2 separate regions of the Mus musculus genome follow, and region 2 is linked to region 1. The links are chromatin loops, found by intact Hi-C in ENCODE. Cell type or tissue: heart. All regions are shown on one strand. Each heading gives the region's core, and the rest is flanking DNA. Links, peaks and the distances in the headings are about the cores only.

What was found. Peaks named below come from ENCODE experiments on the same cell type or tissue, not always from the same donor. Only the 100,000 strongest peaks of a DNase experiment are listed, where the experiment ranks them.
Region 2: it touches region 1 in a loop (4-fold over the local background); 3 of 42 quality-filtered maps call a loop at or near these places.

What each region holds. Positions count from the first base shown.
Region 1 is chr15:62,798,083-62,806,698 of GRCm38, forward strand. No RefSeq gene overlaps it. Among named protein-coding and RNA genes, the nearest start is that of Gm22521, 9.2 kb to the left of the region's middle. In heart, for the core only: a CTCF peak has its summit at 4,900 (motif pointing left); no DNase peak of the experiment used is centred there.
Region 2 is chr15:61,411,041-61,419,656 of GRCm38, forward strand. No RefSeq gene overlaps it. Among named protein-coding and RNA genes, the nearest start is that of Gm24696, 57 kb to the left of the region's middle. In heart, for the core only: a CTCF peak has its summit at 4,782 (motif pointing left); no DNase peak of the experiment used is centred there.

The DNA.
Region 1 (8,616 bases), core at 3,867-6,366:
TGATGGTAGTCTAACATAACTGTTCTCTGAGAGGCTCTTTCCAGCAGCTGATTGAAACAGATGAAAAGATCCACAATAGATGGAACTCAGGGAGTTTGTGGAAGAGTTGCGGGGAGAATTGAGGGACCCTAAGTGGATAGGGACTCCACAGAAAGATCAACAAGGTTAAATAACCTGGACCCTTGGTTTCCTTTATAAAGTATAAATAACTATATAATACATAAATATATATAAAATATAAATAAAATATGAAATTTGTTAACTTGACATAACCTAGAGTCATCTGAGAGAAAAGCTTCCATTTATGCATTTTCTAGGCCTAGAATATGGTCTGTGAGCATATTTATATATAGTTATCTTGCTTATTAATTGGTTTATAAAGACTCAGTCACTGTGGACAGCAGCATCTCTACTCAGGTAGTCCTGGGACATGTAAGAAATCTAGCTAAATATTAGCCTGTTAATAAGTGAGTTAGAAAGCAAGACAGGTCTTTTTTCCTTGAGTTCCTACTTTGACTTCCTTCAATGGTGGAATATAACCAGGGTAAAACAAGTAGGGAATATAGATAATAATATTAGTGTTGGTGTTTATTGACATATATGTATAAATAGATATACATATACATGTATGTATGTGTATATAAGCCCTAGGGAAGTTTTATTTGCAGGCAATATAATATAAAATGTAATGGATTAAAATTTATAGTTGAGAAATAACACCTAAAAATAGATTCCTCGAGGGCTGGGGTCTACTATTACAGTGATTTTTGTTTGCCAAACTTATCCAGAGCCAGTCCTAAGGAGAGGTTTACAAAAAACTTTTGCCAGCAGTCCTGCTGTCCAGGCGACTCACCAAACCCCACTCTCAAGGGAGGTTCTGTAGTCATGATTCTTGGCCAAAGGAGAATTAAAAAAAAAAAAAAAGACTTTCATTTTCCCAAGTTGTATTATATATCACATTTTCAAGTTCAAATCGTCTTGAATTCCTTCTTCTTGTACTTTCCTTGACTCGTATGGAATGTCACATCACTCTGTGTTTCTTCCATCTTGATCTTGACCATAGCCATCTATCTGTAGTTTTAATGTGGACTAGAACTAATTACTCTAGTTTTGGTTTGCTCATTTCTAATATTGGCAATGACCTTTGTGTAATTGCTCCTCAACTCATGTTCCAAGAGCTTTATTTCATCTCTCTTCGCTAGTACCTATGATGTGTCATAGCCAGCCTATCTCTTAGCCCTTCTCAGACAAGAAACTCCTTTTTTCTTTTTTCTTGGATATTTTCTTTATTTACATTTTGAATGTTATCTCTGGCCCCCTGAAGCCCCCTATCCCATCCCCTTGCCCTGCTTCTATGAGGGTGTTCCCCACCCATCCACCCACTCCTGCCTCCCTGTCCTAAGAAGCTCTTTACAAACCGTAACACTCTTTACAAATTGTAAAATGACAAGGATCTACCACTCACATTGAATAGATCAAAAAAGAACTTGTCTGTAGATTATATAGTTTGGCTCTGGAGGAAGTTTGCTGTTTAATTTCCAAGATAAAAGATACACTCTTTCAATGTTAAGTTTTAGTATGGATTCCTTTGTACAAATTTGAATTTAAGATGTTCAATACCACTCAAAATTAAGGAAAGGATGAAATTTTCCACTAAAAGTTAAGAACTTGTTCTGTTCTAGTTTGTTTGACTTTCTTTTACTGACCACTGAATATAAAGAAAACATAAAGACCATTTTGCATGTCTTTAAATCTCAGTAAGCAAACATGTCTGTAACAAGGGAATTAGATGTAAGCTAGAATACTAATTCAAGTTGGACGTTTATTCCTGATCATTTCATTATTATTATTTAGGAGGTTTTCTTCTCAAGTGATACTAAAAGTTTCAAGTCCCCATTTATGTGAAAGCAGTGTGGGTGTGCAGGAAATTGACAGACATGAAAGATGATGTGTTTTGGAGGCAGGACCTGTTGTCCCGGCCTTCTCAGCATTAAGAACCTAAAGACTTAGGGCAACTTGCTGAATCTAGAGGTCTTTAAGAATTTTCTTTTTATTCTTCTTTTCTCTCCTCATTGATTATTTCTCTCTGCTCTAGAGTATATATTCATATAACCTTTATTGAGTTTAATTACCCAAACTTAAAAGCAAAAGTTATAAGCAATAGTAATGTTAAGGTGTGCTGTGATTCCTCCCCATCCCCTTTCCTTTCTCCATTTCCCTTCCTTTCTCAAAGAAATAAAGATGCAATTAAGCACAAACACAGAGACTGGGGAAAACCCATTTCTAAAGCTTGTAGTGGTAGAAAGCTGTGGGCTAAATTAAGCTGCATTGAAAAGAATAGGGAGTGACAGAAAACATTACACATATTGCAAAAATTACTCACTAAGTTAACTGGTGTTATATTCAATTAAAGCATGTAATTATATTCCATGATATTTTACAGGAGAGCAGGTCTAAGCAGGAATACATGTAACTCTGGTGCCAGTCTAGAGTTAATTGGTAAATCTTCCCAGAGCTAAAACCTTGACTGAATCCCCAGCGCTTTCAACTGCTACAGGTCTCTTTCACTTAGCCTTATTCAAGTGATTTCTCAAATTTTTGGAAAGAAACAAAAAGAAATAATATGTTGATAATGTCAACTGGCATTAAATACATACACATAGCAAACATTGCTATAGGCATCTTATATGTATGCTCACTCTCTCTTCTTCTTCTTCCTCTTTTTCCCTCCCCCTCTGTCCTCAGCAGCCTGCACAGCATCTTCTGGCACTATGTAAGCTGACCAACAGGAAAACAGTTTCATGGTCATTCAAGGTTTATTTCTCTAGGTACTGCATCTGAAATATATCGTGTATTCAACCAAAGGTTTTGCAATCTAGTTATGCTAGGCAATGACATTAGCCTGCCTTGCTTTTGAATGCCTGGTGCTGAGACTGTCATTTAGCAACTCATGTATTCTGGGGCAGCATTGCTCACCAAAGCAAGACACTTTCTCTCTAGTTAAACAAATTGGATCCTGGTTAAGTGAAGTAAATTGTCTTACTAATGTGAAAGATACAGTTCTAAAATTATACTTTGACTTGTATACTCCACATTCACACATCTATACCACTGTCAGTGGGTGTATTTGCAGGAGAAGAAACAACCAGTTTATAGGTGCCTATAATGATGGAATGTCCCAGAATCACAGTTCAGCTTTAAATTGTGGAGTGTATGGTATATCATGGGAAAAACCTGGATGAATTATAGAAGATATCAATCAAATCTATATTAGAACCTTAAAGATAAATTTGAAAATGTGTTATTTCCTTCTGATCAGAGAGTTCAAAGAGATACACTTATGTTTTACCCGGGATTGTCTCTGTCCTTCCTCCCGATGAGAAACACAAGCCTTGGTCATTGCCATGTGACAGGCTTCTACACATGCTGATTATTAATGAACTATCTGCTTTCACTGAGTAAGTTAGTATAAGTAGCATTGGATTCAGGAGTTCAGTGCCTATAGATGTGAACTCACATTAGAACTAGGGGACCCAGAACAGACTGACCATTTCCCTCTAGTGTGGAGACTTTTAGGACTCTGTGTAATCTTCTCAATTTATTTCAAAGTTGGTGTTTTAAAGATATTTCCAGGATTATCCCATCACGGTTATTTGGATTGCTTTTGGCTGTTTTACAAATCCACAAAGGTGCTTGTGGTAGGAACTTTTCTCAAAGCTCTCACAATGAGAAATCGCTGGTACAGCCTCCATCCTCTACCCCATTGTGAGTATGGGAAGTTATTCAAAGGCTTTTAGGTTGGCTGTATGCCAAGAGAGGATGACTGTTACCTGTAATCAGATTCTTCAAGCTCATTTCAATCCCCCCTAAGGACCCTACAAATTGTCTTTCCAGGCAAATTTAGGAATGATTGTCTGGAGCCATTCTAAAAATCTTGCTAATTTACTGATCCACTCCTGTCCTGTTTAGTTTATTGTTTATTATTTTTATTAATAGCACTTAAATTCACCTTGAAACGCTGAAACTGAAGAATTTCCTTGCATCAGGTGAGTGAGTCTGTTGTTTTATCTGTGACAGATTGTCTTGGTTAATAATCAGAATGAGAAAATCCAGTACAGTGAATGGCACTATCCTTAGGCAGATGAGGAAGCCAGAGACTTAACCAGTAAGTAGTACTCCTCTATGGCTTCAGTTTCTACCCTGACTTTACTCAATTATGGACTATACCCTGGAAGTATAAATCAAACAAATATTTTCACCCACCCACTAAGTTTGTTTTTCTTAGACTGTCTTGTTACAGAAGGAGAAAAAACAAGCTTGCACAAGCTCCTAAACTTTTCTCAGAAACGTAAAGGTATCATTGGACGTAAAGACAATTTCCAATGAGCTTTTCAACCCTTTGATTATCATGAATCATTGACAAATTGAACAAAAAGAGCCAAGTGTGCTTTATATGTAAACAAAATATTGGAAGAGTGGATTATTACAGCTCTCTTAAAATAGAGTTTCCTGGAAGAGTTCTGTGGAACATATGTATATTTATCTCAACTCTCATTTGAAATCTGAACTCCCACATGATGTCAGTTTGCTTAGGTCATTTAAACTCTCAAGGCCTGTGCATGAGCATTTTTAGAGTGAGGGGCAGTTGAGGAGACCTCTGGTAAGTTCTGTGTTAGCTACAACATTCAGTGATTCTAGTCTTTTGGTATTAAAGACCATTTCTTTGGATTTTGTTTTTCTTTTACTGAAAGTTCCACCTTACCCTGCAAAGCTCCTCAGCCAGAATAGACTAGATTTAAATTTGTAGGCTTATAATATTTCAGAGTTCAAAGGCACTGTCAGGTCACAGAGCTCAACTCTATGGTGATACATAATACCTTCTCCAACACCTCCACCAAGTGGCCAAGCAGTCTGTATTCCACAGGTAGGAGCATGCCTGTTGGTACTCACCACATCCATTCTATGCCAAACAGCATTTGCTCTAAACCTCCCTATGACTTTGAGGTTCTTTCTCCAGTTTTTCCCAAAGCAGGTGTCTCTCTTGTTTCACAAGGACACCTAAATTCTACCTTTATGCTCAATTTACTGTTTTTTTTTTTTCTTTTTAAACAAAGCATTTCTTCAGTCATTTGAAAATGATCAATCCAAACCCTTAGCTCTAGAAAAGGTAACTCGGCTCTTTGGATCTTTGGAGCATCCTTGTTCTGAGAGTGTCCCTAGTTCTGATCACTGTCTTCGTAATTTGGCACAGATTACCAACTTCCATTTGACTGCCTCTCAGTAATCAGTTAAGTATCCAAGTAATTTGGGATGGCAAAATTTCAAAGCTGGCTTTCATCAAAAACAAAAGAATCTGATAGGAAACTGGTACAGAAGCTGACGAAAATATAGAACCGAAGCGATGCTAGGAACAGAACAGTCATTTCTGTTGGGTATCTTGAGCCCCAACTTCAGTGCATTGCCTTCAGTAATATACTAACTCTCCCCGCCTGTGATGTTTAAGTTACCTTTAGAAGATTGACATCTAAGGAATTTAAGGTTTTTTTTTTTCATGTTGAAAAGTAGTTAATCAATACCTCAAATGGAAGAAATATTTCAGACATACTGTATAAGAAATAAAGTTATGGAAGGACTGAAGGAGCTGAAGGGGACTGCAACCCTATAGGGGGAAAAAAACAGTATCAACTAACTGGTCTCTCCAGGGACCAAGCCAAGCAAAGAGTATACATGGGTAAGTCCATGGCTCCCACTACATATGTAGGAGAGGATTGCCTTATCTGGCATCAACAGGAGCAGAGATGCTTGGTCTTCTGGAGGCCTGTTGTACCATCGAAGGAGGGTGCTAAAGAGGTGAGGCAGGATTGGGTAGGTGGGTGGGAGAGTACCCTATTAGAGGCAAAGGAAAGTGAAGATGGAATGAGATGTTTACAGAGAGGAAACTGGGAATGAGCACGTTTGAAAAATAATAATAAGTAAGTAAACTAAAAAAACACTCTCTTTCTACAAATAAATGGAAAGCATTAAAAAATCTGGCTCCCTAATTACTTTTCAAGAGAAACTACTTTTGAAATTTCTTTAGAGAGCAGATTTCCAGACTGAGACTACTAGACAGAAATACCACCGAATGGCAGAGTGTTTTCATGTCCCTCTGTAGGAGTATAGATGAGTCTTCTGTGCTTTACTCTTTTTCCTATGGTAGTTCATCCAGCTGACAAGGGTCCTTAGAAAGTGTTTGTTTTAGGCTGATGTACAATGCATATTAGGTCTAGGAGTGCTTTATAAATGAGAAGTGTGGAGCATTGTTGGTTTCTAGATAAACTGATTTTTGCACATATCTTTTGATTTGGCTGAGTCTCAACTGCTTCTCTTCTTCGAGTATATTCTCAGAATAGTTATTATTTGAAACATCTATCCCATACCACATACCACAAAGCCACATACTCCAGGAATAACCACTGTTATATATGACATGTCTATGATTTTTGAAAGCATCAGGCTGTGAGGGGAAAGCTTTTCGCTCAGTATACTTGGCAATGTGGTCAGACTTCATCATTATTGCTCCTGAAGCAGTCCATTTAAGCAAAGAGAGAGTGATGAGCCCTGAGAGACTGTCCCCAGAGCAAGGTTATGATGATCCTTAGAAGTCAGAGTAAGGGGAAGGCTAGACTTGTAAAACCTTTCTTGACTGTGAGCTCTCCTTTTATAGACAATGTAACATAGGGAGGTCCTTTCTCATTTCTAAGCATCCCTTTGGTCTCCACCACAACCCAGAATACACTGCCACCTGAATTCTCCTTCAGACTTAAATCCTCAAATGATCATTGACAGATTACATGAAATTTCTAGCCTCAGTATGTGAAACAAAAGCAAACATGTCATATAGATTAGCAACCATTGGCTCTTTACTTACAGACTCATTTGTATACCCCAGGATCCAAGGAACACTCCATTAAATGAACCTCTTAAGAAACCGTCTTTAGCTTGATGGTGATGGAATACAACTTTAATCCCAGCTCTAGGGGTGGAGAGGCAGGCAGATCTTTGTGAGTTTGAGGGCAGCCTGGTCTACAGAGTTCCAGGACAGCCAGGCCTACACAGAGAAACCCTGTCTCAACACTCCTCTTCCAAAAGATGAAAGGAAGGAAGGAAGGAAGGAAGGAAGGAAGGAAGGAAGGAAGAAAGAAAGAAAGAAAGAAAGAAAGAAAGAAAGAAAGAAAGAAACCCCATTTAGAGAGAACATAGTAGAACACATATAAACATATGATATGAAAATAAAAGAAAAGATTATAGGAGTTAAAACTTTAAGTGGATATGGGGGGGAAAGTAAAGGAAGAGGAGGGGTGGATATTAGTTTGGAAAACACTAAACAAATATGTAAAACCTCAATAGAAACCCACTTTTTATAAACTCATTAAAATATAATTTATAAAATAGGAGTTTGCACTTGCATGCACATATACTTGCAAGGGCATAATGATTACTCTAGAAGACACAACTTACTAAATTAAAAACTTAGTACCATGTCAGGGATATTTTACCATGAGTTATCAGTCAGAGAGATCCTAGAGTTCCCTCTGAATGACATAAACTATTGCCACTGCTCTTGGTTGCCAATCAGAACTAAATAGGGAGAGTATATTGCCAAAGATACAATATACTTCTGTTGTAGAACATAGAAAAGCAAGTCTGGAACTAACCTCATAACTTCCTATTAATTCGCTAATATCTGTAATGCTATGCAGGCCACTATGGGAGAAAACAAAATCAATGGTATTCCTGCTGCCAACTCTGTAATCTACAGACCTACTAGCTAAGATGTGTGTGCTGGTACAATAGTGACATGAAGGTTATAGGAGTAACATATGACATTTGGATTGGATTTGAGGCTTCCAAATGTAATGAATGAATGAATTCAGGCCTGCTACTGTAAACATTGTCAAAAGCCTATGGCTCAGAAGGTCACAGAAGAAGGATCCTACTACTCTTATTTTGCTAAACCACATGCTGTCAAATTGCCATCTAAGTATTTACATTTATACCCATAACCTATGGTTGCCTTTATCCTTGTCCAGAGATTGCTTCTCTATGTGGAGAGCAGTGGTCAAAGTAGAGACTTGCAACTGGTCAAATTGCTGAAGATAAATTTCTACTGGATGCTAAACAAGAAGAGGGACATCTGTACTGCCATTCTCAAGGCTCAAGTAAGATCGTAGGAGAGGGACAGAGAGAATATATAAAGTTAAAGGATAGGAAATAGTGTTGTAAAATGCTGTCTTTAGGACATGATGTGGACATTGTACTCATGAACTCACTGCAAATGATCAAGCCAACACAATGGGTCTACATTCTAACAGCCAGAACCCACTGAGATCAGGGGGTTAAGGAGACAGTGTGAAGTGGGGAGAAGAGAGTACTGGGAATGGATACCTTGGGGAGTTGGGAAGGAATAGTTGGGCATATCTGGGGTAAGTAGGAGAGAACAGTTAAGATGCATATGCCCAAGGTGCATCATTTCCATGCGTCAATCTGTCACAAGACAAATGAATGATATTCAATTTTAAAAAGAAACTTTCAACCAAAGAGTACCCATGGAGGGACCCATGGCTCCAGCTGCAT
Region 2 (8,616 bases), core at 3,244-5,743, 1.4 Mb before region 1:
TTAAAAGATAGACCTTTAGGACATGTCAGGTATACCTCATTCCCGAATGTTTGAGCTTCTGATTTTTATCATGCTTCTCTTGATAATCAGCTTTAGACAGTGTTTAGTGCACTCAAGTAGCTCCATGCAGCTCCTGAAGGGCAGTCTTCTCTGGAAACAGCCATGTCCATTGTATACATGGACGTTTCCAAGTTGGGTTTGGTTTTATCAGAAGATTTGACTGAAGTAGTCAAGGGAAGTAGTCAAGGTTTCTGTTGGTGCCTGGAGGAACTGTATTAGTCTATTACAGAGTGTTTATGTACCTCAGGATGTTTTATTATGACTTTGGTTCAACTTCGATGTCCCATTTTGCTGATCCACCTGAAATACAAATGGTAAACAACTGCTTCAACTCTGGATGCTGCCTCACCTCCAACTCTGCAAGAAGCTGATCCATAATGATGTGAGTGAAGCATTAGGTTCCAAGAGACTGAACCTGAGATGGATTGATGTTAAGCTGGAAAATAAATGGAGGATAGAGGGGATATCGTTCAAATGTCAGAGAACATTTAAAAAAAAAAAAAAAGGTGCGTCTGCTTTGTATGCAAGAAAAGCAGATGAAAAGAAAAAGAGGCCCCGTGTTTCCAGCCCAAGATCCAGCACTGATAGATTGTGGCATTTTTGAGAAATCACTTAAGACTTCTGATTCTTTTTTGTTCAAAATGTATTATTATTTCTATATTATTCTTAAAATTCAACTAAGAGTTTAACAACCGAAACATCTATCTTAGTGTTTCAAGAAGTACATGGCCTACACATTTGTTAATACAACCTTCTCATTAATCCCATGGAAAGCAAAATATTATTCTGATTTGAAACAAAAACTCTTATGTGCAGAAGCCTCTTCAGTTCACACACCTGGGGAAGTGTCTGTGGTATTGTGGTGGCCTACCTACTCAACGTTCTCCTTTAGAGTTCTCTGACACAGGGGCCATGCTCCAGGGAGCATGGTCTGTGTGGAAAATAAGTCAACGTTCTATAAATACCTAAAGGCACCAAAATATCTTTCAATGTGGGACTCTAGTAAGAAATGCAGATTGCAGCAATGACTCCCACTACACTTTTGTGGCTCCATATGAACATAGAACAATAATTTAAAAAGGAAAAAAAACAGTGTCTATATTTCCTTGAACTGTGTTGCTGCTATTAAGTCAGTAAAGCAGGTGAAGTCACAGGGCCTCTTTAATAGACTGGAAGGCCTCATCAATCCTATTCCCCAATTTTATCATCAAACTACAGAAGGTAAATGGAAAGAGTAGAGAAGATATTACACACAAATGCAGAAAACTCACTTCTCTATAGATATGGATGTTTACTAAAAAATAATGGAGACTAGAGGGAAAAGAATGGGTCATCTCCTCTAATGCTCAGCCTGAATACTCAGCTGGGCAGGACCAAGGAAAGGGTTACGATGGTGAAGAATTCAAAAAATCATGGATTCTCAGATTCATGTAAAGACAGGATGAGTTAACATTGCTGGGAAACTTTAACTCATGTGAATCACTCTTGTCTTCATTCTGGCAATTTAGTCCCTGTTCTAAAGTCAAACAAATTAGGTTAGCAAGTTCTTCCTGTTGTAGGTCCAGGTAGGAGAGAAGTAGGTACTTGCATCTCTCTCTAGCCCAAGTGATGAATCTGCCTATTGTCTTCCATGAACCATTTCTCTATACTCAGGCTTCTCAAACTTTTCTATGTATGTCAGAATGATCTCGGGATCTTTTAAAATCATATCCTGATGCATTAGTCAAGAGATACCCCCAGCATTTAGAATTTCTAACAGGCTCCCAGATGCTATTGCTGTGGATTGATCCATTTAGCATAATGAACAATGGGGCCTAGGAATAATGGTCTCCATGTTCAAATGTGATGGCATAATAATGAACTCAGTTCTGCAGTCCATCCAGTACATGTTAAGGGCAAGAGAATTCTTCATAGAGCATAAAAACTGTAGAGGTCATTTGAAATACAAACACAAAATCCTAAAGATGAGAAACAATCATAGTCCTCTGGGTTTTCATAGACATATTGGAAGGATCTAAGACTTCAGAACTAGAAGTAGTGTCTTATTCCAAGAAAGTTCTATTCCAAGTTCTTTTCCTTCTATCTCCAACAATTCTATCCTTCAAGAATTTCTTATCATCTCATAATGGACTCAGAAAGCAAATCTAATATTTGAGTCATCTCTGCTATGGATGCATCATCTCTGCTTATGTATGTGTGAGTTTCACTGAGTAATTTACACATACAAAATGAAAGTTACAAAGACAGGAATGTATATAATATGAGTTCTAATGAATTTAATCTTGATTTTTAGTTTGTTCCAGAATGCTTAGTATCTTTTTCAAAATCGTGAAATTAAAAATACAAATATTTATTATCTGATGACTATGTTAATGCTAGATTAAAGTTTAAATGGAAAATGTTATTTATCAATAAGAGTATCATCACCTGAGAATAATTTTCTACTTCCGTTTGTGCAGGATGCTGAAGTTTTCTGAAGTTTCTCATCTTTGCTCCATGAGTGTGTTACCTTCATGTTCCTCTCACGATTTTTTTCTGTCGTTTCCTTTCTGTTGATCTGATCAAACATTCTGATCAAAATCAGTCTGGGGAAAGAAAGGAAGCATTAAAACTTACACATTATGGTTCATCATTGAAGGATGTCAGGACAAGAATTCAAGCAGACACATAAAGCAGACACCATGAACGAATGCTGCTTGCTAACTCACAGGTTCCTTCTTAGCTAGCTTTCATCACAAGTCCATCTGCCTAGGGAATATTGCTGTCCATAGTGGGCTGGGTCCTCCTACATTAATTAACAAGCATGACAATCCCTCAAAGAAATGCTCACAGGTTAATCTTTTTTGAGTAATTTCTCAAGTGAGACCCCTTTCTCAGGAAATTTGACACTGCGTACAAATGACAGTTAAAGCTAATTAGTGGCTGAGGAAAGTGATGTGCATTCATAGGCAGTCACTAACAAAAATGTTGGTAAGAATTCTAATGAATCCTCATAGAGGCTGAGACGATGTCTCATGCACTTTAGAAATGGAGCTTTGTCCCCCACTTCCAAAAATACACTTACAGTCTGATGTATGTCTATACAATATTTCCTCTGTCGTCGGTGATATTAACTGAAGATGAAATTTACTGACATTCCTTTTCTCAACATAGTGTCTACATACAGAAGAGACAAAAAGCCGTTACCAAGAATAGACAAAAATCTGTTAGCACTCTTTGAGTAAAGAACATGTTTTGAGAAGAATTTTTAAGTTTTATTTTGGTTTTTGTTTTGGTTTGGTTTTTGGTTTTTTTTTTTTTTTTTTTGGTAGTAAAGTTGTTGTGTCAAAGATTTAGGTGACATTGAGTTCAAACTCATTTTGGTAGAAGATGACTTAACATAACAATCAGGTCACACCTAGCTAATGATCTCACATTTAGCCCTTGAACAAGTCTCTGTCTTCTAACCTGCAGCAGTTGTTCAGGAGGAATCAGTATAGAAAGGGAAACGTGAAGCTATGCTGTGGTCCTCTGCATTCTTCTTTATGGAATAGTGAAAAATGGCTTATTCTTTTTTTTTAATTAGGTATTTTCTTCATTTACATTTCCAATGCTATCCCAAAAGTCCCCCCATCCCTCCCCCCCCCCCGACTCCACTTCCCCCTCCCTCCCAGTTCTTGGCCCTGTACTGAGGCATATAAAGTTTGTAAGACCAATGGGCCTCTCTTTCCAATGGCTGACTAGGCCATCTTCTGATACATATGCAGCTAGAGACATGAGCTCCGGGGTACTGGTTAGTTCATATTGTTGTTCCACCTATAGGGTTGCAGACCCCGCTCCTTGGGTACTTTCTCTAGCTCCTCCTTGGGGGCCCTGTGATCCATCCAATAGCTAACTGTGATCTTCCACTTCTGTATTTGCTAAGTCCAGGCATAGCCTCACAAGAGACAGCTATATCTGGGTCCGTTCAGGAAAATCTTGCTAGTGTATGCAATGATGTCAGTGTTTGGAGGCTGATTATGGGATGGATCCCCAGGTATGGCAGTCTCTAGATGGTCCATCCTTTTGTCTCAGCTCCAAACTTTGTCTCTGTAACTACTTCCATGGGTGTTTTGTTCCCAATTCTAAGAAGGGGCAAAGTGTCCACATTTTGGTCTTTGTTCTTCTTTAGTTTCATGTGTTTTGTAGATTGTATCTTGTATCTTGGGTATTCTAAGTTTCTGGGGGCTTATTCTTAATAAGAGTATCATCGACCAAAATCAAATCATTAGTAGGATGTATATTATCAAGACTTGAATAGCAAATGATCATTGCTAGAATGTGGCTCCTTCTGAATAAATTTTTACAACATGTTGCTCTCAGTTTCTATAGTAGCACCTACTGGTATTAGTAGTTAAAACTGACTACAGAAGAATATGAGTGAGTATTTTTTATTAGACTGTGTTCAGTAATTATTTGGAGGTAATAAGATATTAATTTTACATTCATCTTAATTTCTTTTAACTCATATTTATGGTGAAATGAAGTATTTCACACACACACTATGACATTTGTGTACAACTAAATATACAAGTTTTAGACATATTAAGGTATGAAAGTTCAGTTGTAAAATTAAAATTTACATTTTAGAATTCAAAGTTAAAAATCCACATATTTTGTTCGCAGATATCCATGAATGAATGAGGATGGGACTGCTCAAATTATCATTCATGGGTGTAAAGCTCACATGGGACCCTTATTGCCACCTGGTGGCAGTGTACCCTAATTGAAGATTTAGGTTTTGAGTGACACAAAGACACCTATATTTAAAAATAACAGAAGTCACAGGAGAAAGTAAATAGTCTCAAACTCCTGTGGTTTGAAGAAAACACTTGGATTGTTTTCATTGCCCCAATCAACCAAAGAAGAGAAGTACAACTTTGAGCTTCACCATGAAGCCTAGTTTGGTTCAAGACTTACTTCCTGTAGGATATATCTGAAAGTTAGTTAGTCAGGGAGTCCTTTTACTCCTAAGGTAGTAGGGTCATATCCAATTAGGAAATTGACTAAAAAAGTAAGAAAGGGTTCTGTGTTGTATTCTTTCTGTGCGTATAGTGTAGCAGAAGCAACAATGACTTCTGTTGTACCCCAACAGAATCTTCTATGATTAACTACTTTGCCTCCTAAAATTCTCTCAGCTAAATTGATGCATGAAATATTTCATGAAATTTATCTCACCAGCAGAACTACAATTCAGGCTAAATCCATCAGAATCTCTGGGAATGGAAATACCATTGATATTTTTGTTACAAGTTTCCCAGGGTCTACAGTGTGCAGCCAATATTAAAAATCACTGGACTGGAGCAAAGAGAAAGTTAAAGCTTATGCAATAAAAAGAAAATGCTGTTCCCACTTAATATTGGTCAAACCCATGGTGAATTGACATGGGAATTTCAATCATGCCTGAATATATGGAACAAAGAGATCAAGACAGTACCACCATATATTCTCCAAAAACTTTTCAGTGCATTATTTGTAACTGATTCCTGGACACATTTTATTTAACCTACATTCATGTGTTAAGTGACTTTATTATCTCTCTCTACTATTTACAGTTTTAGCCACTTAGCCAAAACATGATTCCTGAGCACCATATGAGTTATAAGCCACAGAGCATGACTTAAGCCAAAGTATGTCTGTCTTCCACACCTAGGGATGTTTTTCTGACACAGCTTGAAATTCAAGTTTCAAAATAGAATGACTATCAGACTTTCAGGAGTCTTTAGAAATTCATGAACAACTATTTTGGGGGCCTTAAAAACTACTTTGCTAAAGATTTGTGCCCTCACAAGGTTCCAAAGCAGTGGATATAAATGCTTCGGTAACAAGGATGTTTTTACTAGGCATATACAGGACTCCAGATGAAAGACAGTTCAAAGATTCATCTGCCGTTGCCTGTGTCTGTCTCCTCACTTGCCAGCTAGCCTATTCAAGGAACTCTACTTCAAGAGCCAAGACAGCAGAAGCTGTCAGCTGATTTACAATTAAATGTGTCAAAGACAGATTTTCAATGGAAAATTTTGGTAGGAAGAATGAGTTTTTCAACTATAAATAGACTCCATCCAAAGTTTCAAAGCGAAGTGTGCTGTGCTTGTCTGGTCCTCTGCACCCTCTACTTTTGAACTTCACACCTACACCTGGACTGTTTCACTTTCTTTGACTGGGATAATCCTGATGATCCAATCAAAGAAAACTATAAGACAGAATTTGCTGAGTTTATGCCATGTATGTGCAGATTCCTGCATTGTATCTCATGCAAAACAGTGAGTTTGTTCAAGTCAAAAGCATCTATGCACACAGACTAGTTAATTCAAGTCACTTTCCAGCCTAATTTGCCTCCAGTACCTAACTTTTTCAGATTAGAAATTAGAGGCCTTTCTAACCATTACAGCGCATCATCTCCTTGTGTTCCTTTATTCTAATGACTTCCTTAGTGTCAGTCTTAGCTCCTATATATCCCTTGGCATACCAACAAATAGTTTTCCTGTCTTAGATCACCAGTAAACTCTTTCAATGACAGGACTCATTATGTCCAGATTCTGTGGTCAGCAATGTGAGTTGTAATGATCCAAGTGGGTCACTTTCATAGTGCCAGGGATCTGGCTTCTGGCCTGGAAATACCAAAGTGACAACGGGACTGCCCTTCATTGGTGTGATCCCTCAATTGGTGGGACTGAGAGAATCATCTAGAACTGCCCTTTCAAGAGCACTGACCTCTCATCCTCTGGGAAGTTTGACTAGACTTCTTTTCCTGAAAGTAAAACCATCTTTGAGAACTACAGAAGCCTTTTCTGCTCCCACATGCTACCAGGGACTCAAAGAGAGCCCAGACTCAATGAATGGAGAAACTGACTTCTTTCTCACTGTTTCACCCAGTCATGTTTTCTCTTCCATACGTAGTTGACTGTTAATCCTGCTCCTGATGTTGGTTCTAATATTTACTTCTCACCACCACATTTGATCAGTTTTTGCAGAACTCATGCTGCTTTATAAGCAAGCATTTGATCATGTTGTTATGCCATTAAACATGGCTTCCCACAAGATATGATGGCACCCGTCTCTAGTCCTATACCAGGAACATTAGAGTGAAAGGATCTCAAGTTCAAGACCATTCTGGACCATACAGTGAAACTCTAACGAAAGGGAAAAACATATTTTTCTTTCTGAACTATGATCTCCAGGAAGCAGGAACCTGGTCTATAGCTTTCTGTATTTGGTGACTGTCACACAGCCTGGCCAAGGGACTATTCAATGCACTGGGCACAAGAAAGTGACAGCAAAAGTGGTTTAGAAGTTGGACCTTCCAGATTATTTTCTTGCTCTGGTATAGACATCAAGCTGCATCACCAACTTACCTATATCAAGTTTCCACAATAGAAAACTGATTTTGTACACATAATAGATGACAATAAATGTTCTCCAAAGCAATATATACATTTCTTCCTCATACTTTTTAGTGTATGGGAAAATAATCACATGAAAATAGAAAGGTTGAAGGGACTCTGGCCAGTTTGAGCATAGCAAGCATGGCTCTGGCAGACCTGCCCCCTTGCCCCTCATTCCCTCTATGTCATAGTTTGTAAGTGTTTGGCCCAGGAAGTGGCACCATTAGAAGTTATGGCATTATTGGAATAAGTGTGGCACTGTGGGTATGGGCTTTGAGACCCTCATCCTAGCTGCCTGGAAGCTAGTCTTCCACTAGCAGCCTTTAGATGAAGATGTTGATCTCTGAGCTCTCCCTGCACCATGCCCACCTAGATGCTGCAATGCTCCCACCTTAATGATAATGGACTGAACCTCTGAGCCTGTAAGCCAGTCCCAATTAAATGTTGTCCCTATAAGAGTTGCCTTGGTCATAGTATCTGTTCAAAGTAGTAAAACCCTAACTAAGACACTCTGCCTTAATAAATACTGTAAGATTACATTCCTAAAGTTATCCACCAAGGCCTATTCACTTATTTGGTCACTTCTTCCTCCTGAGACTGATTACCACGGTTCATCTTTCAAAGCTTTGAGGTCTAGCAAACAAAAGCCCCCTTTAGGGTTCGCTTTAGGGTTTTATTGCCTGCCATTGGATCCCCTTCCGCTAGCTGAACTGCCTGGTTGGACCTCAGTGTGAGGGGATTGATGACTCAGGGCAGGGTGGTATCCAAGTGAAGCTTCCTCTTCTCTCAGGAGAAGGATTGGGGAGGAGTAGGGGAAGGGATTTGTGAGAGTGGGACTGGGAGGAGAGGATGGGGGAGGGCATGCTGCAACCAGGATGTAAAGAGAATAAATAAATTAATTAATTAATGACAAAAGTCCCTTTTGGCTCAACTAATTAACATAACCATTAAATGCCTCATCCTAACATGGCATTTCCCTTTGTACTTTTATAAACTGATATTTTCCTGTGACAAATCTATCTCTTCTCTATCCAGAGGCAGTTTCTTATCGTACTCTCAGACAATTGTCCCTGCCCCAACTCCCTGGTTCTCTTCCTCTTCTTCTTTTTCCTCTATCTTCTGCCTTCTGTCCCACTAGGGTAAATAAATGTCC